Linked DNA regions of Homo sapiens: region 2 is linked to region 1. A link is a loop called in an ENCODE intact Hi-C map of the cell type or tissue named here. Cell type or tissue: ascending aorta. All regions are shown on one strand. Each heading gives the region's core, and the rest is flanking DNA. Links, peaks and the distances in the headings are about the cores only.

Region 1 (5,301 bases), core at 302-5,301:
ACCGGAGAGGTGAGCGGGCGGGCCGGGTCGGGGTGCCAGCCCGGGCCGGGCGCACGGGGCTCGGGAACTTTGCAAAACTTTCCCGCGCGGCCAGCCCGGGCGCACGCATGTCCCGCACTCTGTCCCGGGATCCAGGGCCTCCCCTTCCACCTAACCCTCGGGAATCGTTCCCCGGCACACATCCGGCTGGAGCCGGGACCAGCGCTGCGTCCCCGGAGCCCGGCGGGGGGTCGAGCGCGCCGGGTGGGGGAGGGCCTGGCGAGCCGCCGGGGAGGATGTCAGGCTCCGCGCCTGCGCGCGGGGCGCCCCGCGATTCAATTGTCGCGCCCGAGCCCGATTTCGCGCGCCCTGAGTTCCCCGGGAGCATCTGGGCCAATGGGGAGCGAGCGGGGCGGGGCGGCCGGGTGCTGCGGAGCCAATAAGAGGCGGCTCAAGTGAAGGGGGGCGGGACTTGACGAGCGGGGGCCCCCTCTGTAGTCCCGGCGGCGGGGGTGGGCGTGGGCTCGCTGGCGCGACCCGCGCGGGCCAGTGGGAGTGCGGGAGGGACGCCGAGGGTCCAGGGTTTGGAGGGGCGCGAGCTGCCGGGGGTTGGAGGTCGAGGTGAGTCGCGGGGCGCGCGCGCTCGCGGGTGGCCGGGACGGGGCGGCCGGTTACCATGGCCACCGCGGGGCGGGCCCGGTCGCGCACGCGCGCGGGGGGGGCCGGCAAGGAGGGGGGGCGTGGGCACCGAGGGGTCCCGGGGTCCGCGGATCTCGGGTGGGGTTTTTCCCTCTCAGTGGCACTTGGTTGAGTTCCCCCGGGACTTCTGAAGTTCCGGCCCGCGCTGGACTTCTGGGATTCCCTCTTCCGTAAATAGGAATCCGAGGAATGAATGAATCAATGAATGAATGAATAAACGAACCAACTCGGCCACTTGGCCCGGGCCTCCTTTCTCCTCTGGTCGTGGGGAAGGAGGGATGGGTTGGACCTTCTGCTTTTCTTTCAATTCCCTCTTTTCATTCTCCTTCCTCCTCAATCTTCAACACTTGGCTAGTCGTTAATGCCTTAAGTGCTTAATTTGTTGTGTCTGGTCCTGGCCAGGGTCTGGCTGTACAGGAGGACTGGAAGGGCATCCTGGGAGTTTCCTGGTGTCCACAGGCCGGACAAAAGCAACCCCGACTCCTTAGAGCATGGCATGGCTCAGAGGTGCTGGTAAAACTGATGGGGGTTTTTGCTGTCCCTCCCCTCAGCGCCGACACCATGTGGATCCAGGTTCGGACCATGGACGGGAGGCAGACCCACACGGTGGACTCGCTGTCCAGGCTGACCAAGGTGGAGGAGCTGAGGCGGAAGATCCAGGAGCTGTTCCACGTGGAGCCAGGCCTGCAGAGGCTGTTCTACAGGGGCAAACAGGTACACCCGCCGCCAGCACCTTTGTTCTATGCCTGGTCCAGGCCTCGCGCCTCTGCAGCCACCAGCCGATACTTTCTCCCTCCCACCTCCCCCCCCAACAACCTCGTCCGGTCCCACTTCATCTCTCCCGGAAGGAGAAGTCCACAGAAACCTCAAATGCCTGCGAGAGGAAGGAACAAAGGGAGGACTCACAGATTGACACGCTGGGCTGGCGGCTGGCCCTCGAATCTATAGGGTCTGGGCTTTTAAACTTCTTTTTTCAAAGCTCCGCCTCAAAATAATGGCTAGAGAAAGAAGTTTTGGAGGTGGCCGATGGAAGGCTGAGGAATTTTCGAGAAAGGGCCCAGGACCATCTGGTAGCTAGGACGGAGGGGACCAGGTTTTCTTTTTTAAACATCCACCACCAATTGCTCTCAGCCTGTACCGGTTAAGCATCAGACCCTGCGAGTGTTTGTTTCTAAAAATTTGGATTAGCTTATTCAGAGTCTGGAGATGGCGCTTGCTAATCAGGAATTTCCGCCACCCTGAGCCTGCTGTGCTGCGGCTGCTGCTGACCTGGGGCGTGTGGTCCCCGAGGGGTCCACCGACCCTCGTCTCTTTCTCTGTTCTGTCTCCAGCCCCTCGTTGCATTTAAAATGTCCCCCTTTGATTTCATAGCTGCCACGTTTGGGGCGCTCCCTCCATTGGCACCTGGGGGTGGAGGTGCTACTTTGGTTGGTGTTTTTGTGGGGGACTGTGGGACCTACTGGGAGTGGGGTTTCCCGGCAGGATGAGACAGTGTGATCGAAGGTGTAGGTCCCATCTGCTGGAGTTGGTTGGACCGTGGGGACGGGCGTAGACTACTGGAACTGGATTAAAAGTCGTCAGTTGAGCTGCGTGTACCCCACTGTGTTGTTGTTGGATTTTGAACCGGGTACTGCTGCCATCTGGTGTCTAGGTTGGAAAATAAACACTGCGCCCGGCCAGGGGTTTTTGGGGGCTGGGAGGATCATGCCTGCTCACTCCAGATGAGACCTGATGATTAATTTCTCTGGCTTGCATGCCATAGGAGACCTTCATTAGCCCTCTTCCCGTAAGAGACGTGATGACTTGAGTCTTAAGAATCTGAGTTAACCCGCCCTGCCCCGGGAGGAGGCGATCTGGAGAACTTGGGGAGTTGACGGTGCAAGCCGCGTGTGTGCAGAGAAGAGGCAGGGCCGGGCTCGACAGAGGAGCTCCGCCTGGCGCTCTCTTCCTCCCTCCTCCTATGATGCGTGCTCCCTTTGTGGCATCCAAACTGATTTTGATTTGCCACTCAGCCTATTGGGTCAGCACAGAAGGCTTCATTTCACAAAGAGTTTCTGAAGCCTGCAAGGACCTTCTAAGTTCACAGCGTAGGTCAGTGGCGGGTTGGACTCTCATGCTCCCAAGTTCAGGAGAGGAGATAATGCTGAGTATCCACTCTATGCCAGCCACCGAGCTAGCATTTTAACTTTTGCATTTCAACCATGCAGGAATGGGAAAACACCTAGACACACCTGCCATGTAGATTTCACCATCGGTATTCTGACTTATTAGGTTTATCTTGAAGCGCTCTGTCTTTCTCTCTGCCCGCCAATCCATCTTTTTGGGATGCATTTCAAAGTAAGTTGCAGACACCAGTCCACCTTTCCCTTATTACTGCAGCACACCGTCAGTACCTAGAGCTCAGTATTTGTTTTTGGTTCTGTTTTCATTGATTTTTTTTGTTGTTGTTCCTATTTGAGACAGGATCTCACTCTGCCCAGGCTGTGTTGCAGTGGCACGATCACAGCTCACTATAGCCTCAGCTTCCTGGGCTCAAGCAATCCTCCAGCCTCAGCCTCCCAAGTAGCTAGGACTATAGGCATGCACCACCATGCCTGGCTAGTTTTTGTATCTTTTGTAGAGATGGGGTCTTATTATATTGCCCAGGGTGGTCTCCTGGGCTCAAGTGACCCTCCTGCCTTGGCCTCTCAAAGTTTTGGGGTTACAGGCGTGAGCTACAGTGCCGGACCTAAAAGCTTTGTCTATAGTGAAACAGATGTTAGACAGACTGAATAATTTTGACAAATGTCTACATCCATGCAACCCAAAACCCCTATCTCCCCTCATTTGTAACATAATACTTGAGTCATACAATAGTGTCTGTCACATTTCTAAGTTTAGTGTGACAATGACAGGAACACGTATGTTAATTAGACATGTACATTGTGCTTTTTTTTTTTTTTTTTTGAGATGGAGTTTCATTCTTGTTGCCCAGGCTGGAGTGCAGTGGCTCGATCTGGGCTCACTGCAACCTTCATCTCCCAAGTTCAAGCGATCCTCCTGCCTTAGCCTCCCAAGTAGCTGGGATTACAGTCACCCACCACCACGCCTGATTAATTTTTTGTATTTTTAGTAGAGACGGAGTTTCACCATGTTGGCCAGGCTGGTCTTGAACTCCTGACCTCAGGTGATCCACCTACCTCCGTCTCCCAAAGTGCTGGGATTACAGGTGTGAACCACTGCACCCAGCCACGTACATTGTGCTTTTAATTGTCAGGATGTCCGCAGTGATGACACCTGGCCCTAGCCTTGCCGGAACTCACCCGGACTGAACAGGGAGCTGGGATTGGAACCTGGGATTTTGGTTTCTGAGACTGGGCTCTCAACACTGAATTTCGTCTCCCAGGTCAGCTCTGGTAGTTATGAAAAGATTCAGTGTTCCTGTGTAACCTTCATAACCGCCTCTTAGTTCCCTTACCCTGTGGCTGTTTCCCATGCAGTAGCTTTTTTTTTTTTTTTTTTTTTTGGAGACAGTTTCGCTCTTATTGCCCAAGGTGGAGTGCAATTGCGTGATCTCGGCTTACCTCAACCTCCACCTCCTGGGTTCCAGCGATTCTTCTGCCTCAGCCTCCCGAGTAGCTGGGATTACAGGTGTGCGCCACCATGCGCAGCTAATTTTTTTTGTATTTTTAGTAGAGATGGGGTTTCTCCATGTTGGTCAGGCTGGTCTCGAACTCCCGACCTCAGGTGATTCACACCCCCCTCCCCCACCTTGGCCTCCCAAAGTGCTGGGATTAGAGGTGTGAACCGTCGCATCCGGCCCCCATGCAGTAGCTTTTAAGAGATCGTGTCGTTGCTTCTGTCTTCCGGGCCACAGAGAGGTGATGCAGTTTCCCCACTTGCATGGCTGGGAAAGTGAGCTGGCAGCAGGGAGGTTTGGACAGTGGCGGGAAGGCGGGACAGAGGCACACAGCAGCACCTCCCAGAGCGTGAAGTCTGCAGGCACCCAGGCTAACGTGATAGAAAGCAACACAGTTCCCGGTGGGCACAAATGGGCAGTTGTCCTTATAGAATGTTCTAGAGTGTTCACAGTCTTTTTTTTTCCCTGTTTAAAGAAACCTGGCCTAGCAGCCCAAGGTCTGCAGTGAAGTTGATGGAGACCCCAGAGCAGAACAGAGTTGGGTCTGTCTCGGAATATGGAGGATCTCGTGGTGGTCTCACTTGGGCTGAATAGGGTGACAGTGATGTCACTTGATGGGCGGGAACGCAGGGAGCTGATCGAGGGCAGTGACTTTGGGCAGACGGCCCAGCCTAGGCAACGGGAGAGGCATCTGCGGCCCCCACCCCTCAATCTTTTTTTTTTTTTTGGCTGCACATCAAAATAACAATAGCTGTCTTTTGCGGCACCTTTAACCTGCTCGGGTACAACGCTCTGCACTGTACATAATCTTTTCAGCATCCCTGGCCCGCGACTCGCCAGCTCCCACATCATCTTATTTTAGATAGGGCTAATACCCACCACGCTGCAGCGCAGTGCGAATTCAATGAGGTTGTGGATTTGAAGGGCGGAGTGAGCCCTGTGCCAGGCTCACAATGAAAGCGAAATCAATCTCTTAGCACAGGGCCTGTCCCGCTCTGCACTGT
Region 2 (5,367 bases), core at 122-5,121, 100 kb before region 1:
GGAGTTTGAGATCAGCCTGGGTAACATAGTGAGATTCTTGTCTTTACAAAAAAATACAAAAGTTAGCCGGGTGTGGTGGTGCCTGCCTGTAGTCCCCGCTACCTGGGAAGCTGAGGCGGGAGGATCGCTTGAGCCCAGGAGTTCAAGGCTACAGTGAACCATGATCTTGCCACTGCACTGCAGGCTGGGTAACAGAATGAGACCCTGTCTCAAAAAATAGGATGGGCATCAGAAAACATATTCATGTTTTGCTCAGTGAGAGAAGGCAGACACAAAAGGCCACACAGTGTGTGATCCAATTTCTTTCTTTTTTTTTTTTTCTGAGATGGAGTCTCGCTCTGTTGCCCAGGCTGGAGTGCAGTGGCGTGATCTCGGCTCACTGCAAGCTCTGCCTCCCAGGTTCACGCCATTCTCCTGCCTCAGCCTCCCGAGTAGCTGGGATTACAGGCGCCCGCCACCACGCCCGGCTAATTTTTTTATATTTTTAGTAGAGACGGGGTTTCACCGTGTTAGCCAGGATGGTCTCGATTTCCTGACCTTGTGATCCACCTGCCTTGGCCTCCGAAAGTGCTGGGATTACAGGTGTGAGACACCGCGCCCGGCCACGTGATCCAATTTCTGTGAAATGTTCAGGACAGGCTCATCCACAGAAACAGGAAGGGGATGCATGGGTGCCGGGGCTGGGGGGAGGCAGTGGGCAGTGTCAGCTGATGGTTCCAGTGCTGCTTTTTGGGGTGATGAAAGTTTCTGAAATTAGATAGTGGCAATAGTTGCATAATATAGTGAATACAGTAAAAACCACTGATGTCTCCACTTAAGAAATAACAGGACCAGGCGCAGTGGCTCACGCCTGTAATCCCAACACTTTGGGAGGCCGAGGTGGGCAGATCACCTGAGGTCAGGAGTTCGAGACCAACCTAGCCAACATGGTAAAACCCCCGTCTCCTACTAAAAATATAAAAAATAGCTGGGTGTGGTGGCGGGCCCCTGTAATCCCAGCTACTTGGAAGGCTGAGGCACAAGAATCGCTTGAACCAGGAGGTGGAGATCACGCCACTGCACTCCAGCCTGGGTGCCGGGGCGAGACGCCATCTCAAAAAATAAAAAATAAACAATAATAATAATAAATGCCGGGCACAGTGGCTCAGGCCTGTAATCCCAGCACTTTGGGAGGCCGAGGCAGGTGGATCACCTAAGGTCAAGAGTTCAGGACCAGCCTGACCAACATGGATAAACCCCGTCTCCACTAAAAATACAAAATTAGCTGGGCATGGTGACGCATGCTTGTAATCCCAGCTACTCAGGAGTTCAAGACCAGCTTGGACAACATATGTGAAACCCCATCTCTACTAAAAATACAAAAATTAGCTGGCCGTGGTGGCGCATGCCTGTAATCCCAGCTACTCGGAAAGCTGAGGCAGGTGAATTGCTTAAACCTGTGAGGCGAAGGCTGCAATGAGCTGAGATCAGGCCACTGCACTCCAGCCTGGGCGACAGAGTAAGAGTTGGTCTCAAAAAAATATGTATCAGAAAGAGATCATTCCAAGCAGGCACATATAGCTGCCCAGCCCGGTCTGGCTGTGTGTATACTGACTTCCAGAAAGAAATCCTCTGTTATTTATTCACATTTCACCGTTTTTAAATAGAGGGGACATTGGGCCGGGCTCGGTGGCTCACGCCTGTAATCCCAGCACTTTGGGAGGCCAAGGCGGGCAGATCACCTGAGGTCAGGAGTTCGAGACCAGCCTGGCCAATATGGAGAAACCTCGTCTCTACTAAAAACACAACATTAGCTGGGCATGGTGGTGCATGCCTGTAATCCCAGCTACTTGAGAGACTGAGGCAGGAGAATCGCTTGAAACCGGGAGGTGGAAGTTGCAGTGAGCCAAGATCGCGCCACTGCACTCCAGCCTGGGCAACAAGAGCAAAAACTCCATCTCAAAATAAATAAAGAAATAAATGGGACATTTTCTTATTTTTTTTTCTTCCTATTTTTCTTCAAGGCTGTTAGGCTCCCAGGGAATCTGGGCTTTCGTGGCCACGTGGGGCCGGCGGGCGGTGGCCACCAGAGGGCGCTGGGGCAGCGCAAATCGCAGCTGAGCCCCTAGAGCTGGGGACCTGGTCCTGCCTGGAGCTGCCTTCCAGACCTTCCAGACCTTCACCCATGCTGTACCACCTTCTAGAACTCTCTCCCCGCCCGTGGCTCATTCCAATGAAGGCCTGAGGTCTTAGCTTACTTCCTTCTTTCAGAAACTTCCTTTAATCTCCCCAGGCCAGTCTAGGGTCCCCTTTGGGGTCCCACAGCTTCCCCATCAGAGCCCCCATCACCCCATAACTGCCTAATACTGTCTGTCTCCAGCACTGGACAACATAGATTTCTTTTCTTTTCTTTTCTTTTCTTTTTAATGGAGTTTCGCTCTGTCATCCAGGCTGGAGTGCAGTGGTGCGATCTCAGCTCACTGCAAGCTCCGCCTCCCAGGTTCACGCCATTCTCCTGCCTCAGCCTCCTGAGTAGCTGGGACTACAGGCGCCCGCCACCACGCCTGGCTAATTTTTTTGTATTTTTGGTAGAGACGGGGTTTCACCATGTTGGTCAGGATGGTCTTGATCTCCTGACCTCGTGATCCGCCTGCCTGGGCCTCCCAAAGTGCTGGGATTACAGGTGTGAGCCACTGCGCCCGGCCTCTTTCTTTCTTTTTTTTGAGACAGAGTCTCACTCCGTAGCCCAGGCTGGAGTGCGGTGGCGTGATCTCGGCTCACTGCAACCTCCACCTCCCAGGTTCAAGCAATTCTCCTGCCTCAGGCTCCTGAGTAGCTGGGATTAAAGGCACGCATCACCACGCTCGGCTAATTTTTGTATTTTTAGTACAGACAGGGTTTCACCATGTTGGTCAGGCTGGTCTTTTAAATCCTGACCTCAAATGATCCTCCCATCTTGGCCTCCCAAAGTGCTGGGATTACAGGCGTGAGCCAAGGAGCCTGAGCTTTTTTTTTTTTTTGAGACAAGGTCCAGCTTTGTCACCCAGGCTGGAGTGCAGTGACACCATGATATCTCACTGCAGCCTTGACTTCCTGGGCTCAAGGGATCCTCCTGCTTCAGCCTCCCAGTAGCTGGGACAGCAGGTGGGTGCCACCAAGCCTGGCTTTTTATTTCATTATTTCATTTCATTTCATTGAGACAGGATTCTCACTGTGTTGACCAGGCTGATCTCAAAGTCCTGGCTTCATGTGATCCTCCCACTTCGGCCTCCCAAACTGCTGGGATTACAGACGTCAGCCACCGTGCCCGACCCTCAGGGCATTCAAAATGACCCTGCTTTACAGATCTACAGGAGGTATGTGGAGACAGCTGGGAATGGGAGTTCCAGACGTGAGGTCTATGGTACAAATGAGGAAGATGAGGCCCAGAAAAAGGCTGCCGGCCGGGCGCGGTGGCTCACGCCTGTAATCCCAGCACTTTGGGAGGCCGAAGCAGGTGGATCACCTGAGGTCAGGAGTTCAAGACCAGCCTGGCCAACATGAGGAAACCCTGTCTCTACTAAAAAAAAAAAAAAAAAAAAAAAAAAAAATTTAGCTGGATGTGGTGGTGGGTGCCTGTCATCCCAGCTACTCAGGAGGCTGAGGCAGGAGAATTGCTTGAACCCAGGAGGCGGAGGTTGCAGTGAGCCGAGATTCCACCATTGCACTCCAGCCTGGGCAAGAAGAGTGAAACTCTGTCACAAAATAGAAGAAGAAGAAAGAAGAAGAAAGAAGAAGAAGAGGAAGAGGAAGAGGAGGAGGAAGAGGAAGAAGAAGAGGAAGAGGAGGAGGAGGAAGAAGAAGAAGAAGAGGAAGAGGAAGGCTGTGTCTTGCCCCAAGTGCCACACTATCTCAGGGAGAAGCAGGGGCTTGAACCCGCTGTTCCTGCTGCCGAGGCCAGCCTGGCTGACCTGGGACAAGTGAAGGTTCCTGGGCCGAATTCTTTTTCAGTCACTTTAAGGAACAGGAAAGGGTCCTCTGAACTGGGCAGGCCCTGAATGTGCCCACATCTCCTCTGCTCTTGTCTCTACCTGGTCCAGCCCCAGCCAACATCACTCACCCAGACCAGTGCAGTCGCCTCCACCCTGGTGCCCCAGCATCAGCCCTGGCCCACCAAGGTCTGTCCTCCCTGCAGCGGCCACCAGAGGGCACCTGTGAGCACTGGAGTCAGGTCCTGTCCCTCCTCTGCCCACAGCCCTGCATGGCTCCCACCCGCCTGGGGGTCAAAGCCCAAGACCTCCCCATGACCCACCAGGCCCTGCTTAACCTGCCCCATCCCCTTTTCGCCCTCCCCTCCTCCCTCTCTGCCCGTCGCTCACTCTGCTCCAGCCTCCTCGCTGTTCCTCCAACACACCAGGTGCCATCTGCCCCCAGGGCCTTTGCATGGGCTGTGCCCTCTGCCTAGAAGGTCATTCCCACTTTCACCTCCAGCTCTTCCCATGACTGACTCCTTTTCTTCCCCCCAGGTCTCAACTCCAACACCCCCTCCTAGAGAGCCCCTTCGGCCACCCCTGCTGAAATTCTTTCTCCTGAGACACTCCCACCACCACTTCTTTTTTTTTTTTTGAGACGGAGTCTCGCTCTGTCGCCCAGGCTGGAGTGCAGTGGTGCGATCTCGGCTCACTGCAAGCTCCGCCTCCCGGGTTCACGCCATTCTCCTGCCTCAGCCTCCCGAGTAGCTGGGACTACAAGTGCCCGCCACCACGCCCGGCTAATTTTTTGTAGTTTTAGTAGAGACGGGGTTTCACCGTGTTAGCCAGGATGGTCTCGATCTCCTGACCTCATGATCCGCCCGCCTCGGTCTCCCGAAGTGCTGGGATTACAGGCGTGAGCCACCGCGCCCGGCCTGTTTTTTGTTTTTGAGACAGAGTTTTGCTCTTGTTGTCCAGGCTGGAGTGCAATAGCCCCATCTCAGCTCACAGCAACCTCTACCTCCTGGGTTCAAATGATTCTTCTGCCTCAGCCTCCCAAGTATCTGGAATTACAGGCGCGTGCCACCACGCCTGGCTAATTTTTTGTATTTTTAGTAGAGACGAGGTTTCACCCTGTTAGCCAGGATGATCTCGATCTCCTGACCTCATGATCCGCCCGCCTCAGCCTCCCAAAGTGCTGGGATTACAGGGGTGAGCCACCGCACCCAGCCCGAAGGCTCTTCACTTTCTGAAACTATTTTGCTTTCTTCTTTTATAATTTGTTTACTATTCCTTCCTCTCCTCCCCTACGGAAATGACAGCCAATGACTAATCACTTCTGTCTGCTGTCTGGGACAACTCCCAGCACACAGTAGGCGCTGGATGAACGTTGGTCAAATGAAGGAATAGCCAGTTCACTGCCCCTGCTCAGGTATTT

The links. A loop is a pair of places that touch in the nucleus more often than their neighbours do. Peaks named below come from ENCODE experiments on the same cell type or tissue, not always from the same donor. Only the 100,000 strongest peaks of a DNase experiment are listed, where the experiment ranks them.
Region 2: a loop joins it to region 1, with 8 times the contacts of the local background. A loop is called at or near these places in 88 of 110 quality-filtered maps.

Annotation. Positions count from the first base shown.
Region 1 is chr19:4,909,647-4,914,947 of GRCh38, forward strand. It overlaps UHRF1 (ubiquitin like with PHD and ring finger domains 1), which reads left to right. Exons shown (of 17, transcript NM_001048201.3): 1 at 1-9; 2 at 1,230-1,392. The coding sequence starts at 1,240. It also overlaps a transcript of ARRDC5 not described here. Among named protein-coding and RNA genes, the nearest start is that of UHRF1, 2.8 kb to the left of the region's middle. RefSeq lists a silencer at 194-713. In ascending aorta, for the core only: a CTCF peak has its summit at 2,320 (motif pointing left); DNase peaks (open chromatin) are centred at 395, 839 and 2,445; H3K4me3 peaks cover 2,463 bases; H3K27ac peaks cover 2,137 bases.
Region 2 is chr19:4,807,698-4,813,064 of GRCh38, forward strand. No RefSeq gene overlaps it. Among named protein-coding and RNA genes, the nearest start is that of FEM1A, 19 kb to the left of the region's middle. RefSeq lists enhancers at 4,822-5,367, 5,211-5,290. In ascending aorta, for the core only: CTCF peaks have their summits at 2,069 (motif pointing right) and 4,153 (motif pointing right); DNase peaks (open chromatin) are centred at 661, 2,104 and 4,164; H3K4me3 peaks cover 294 bases; H3K27ac peaks cover 2,868 bases.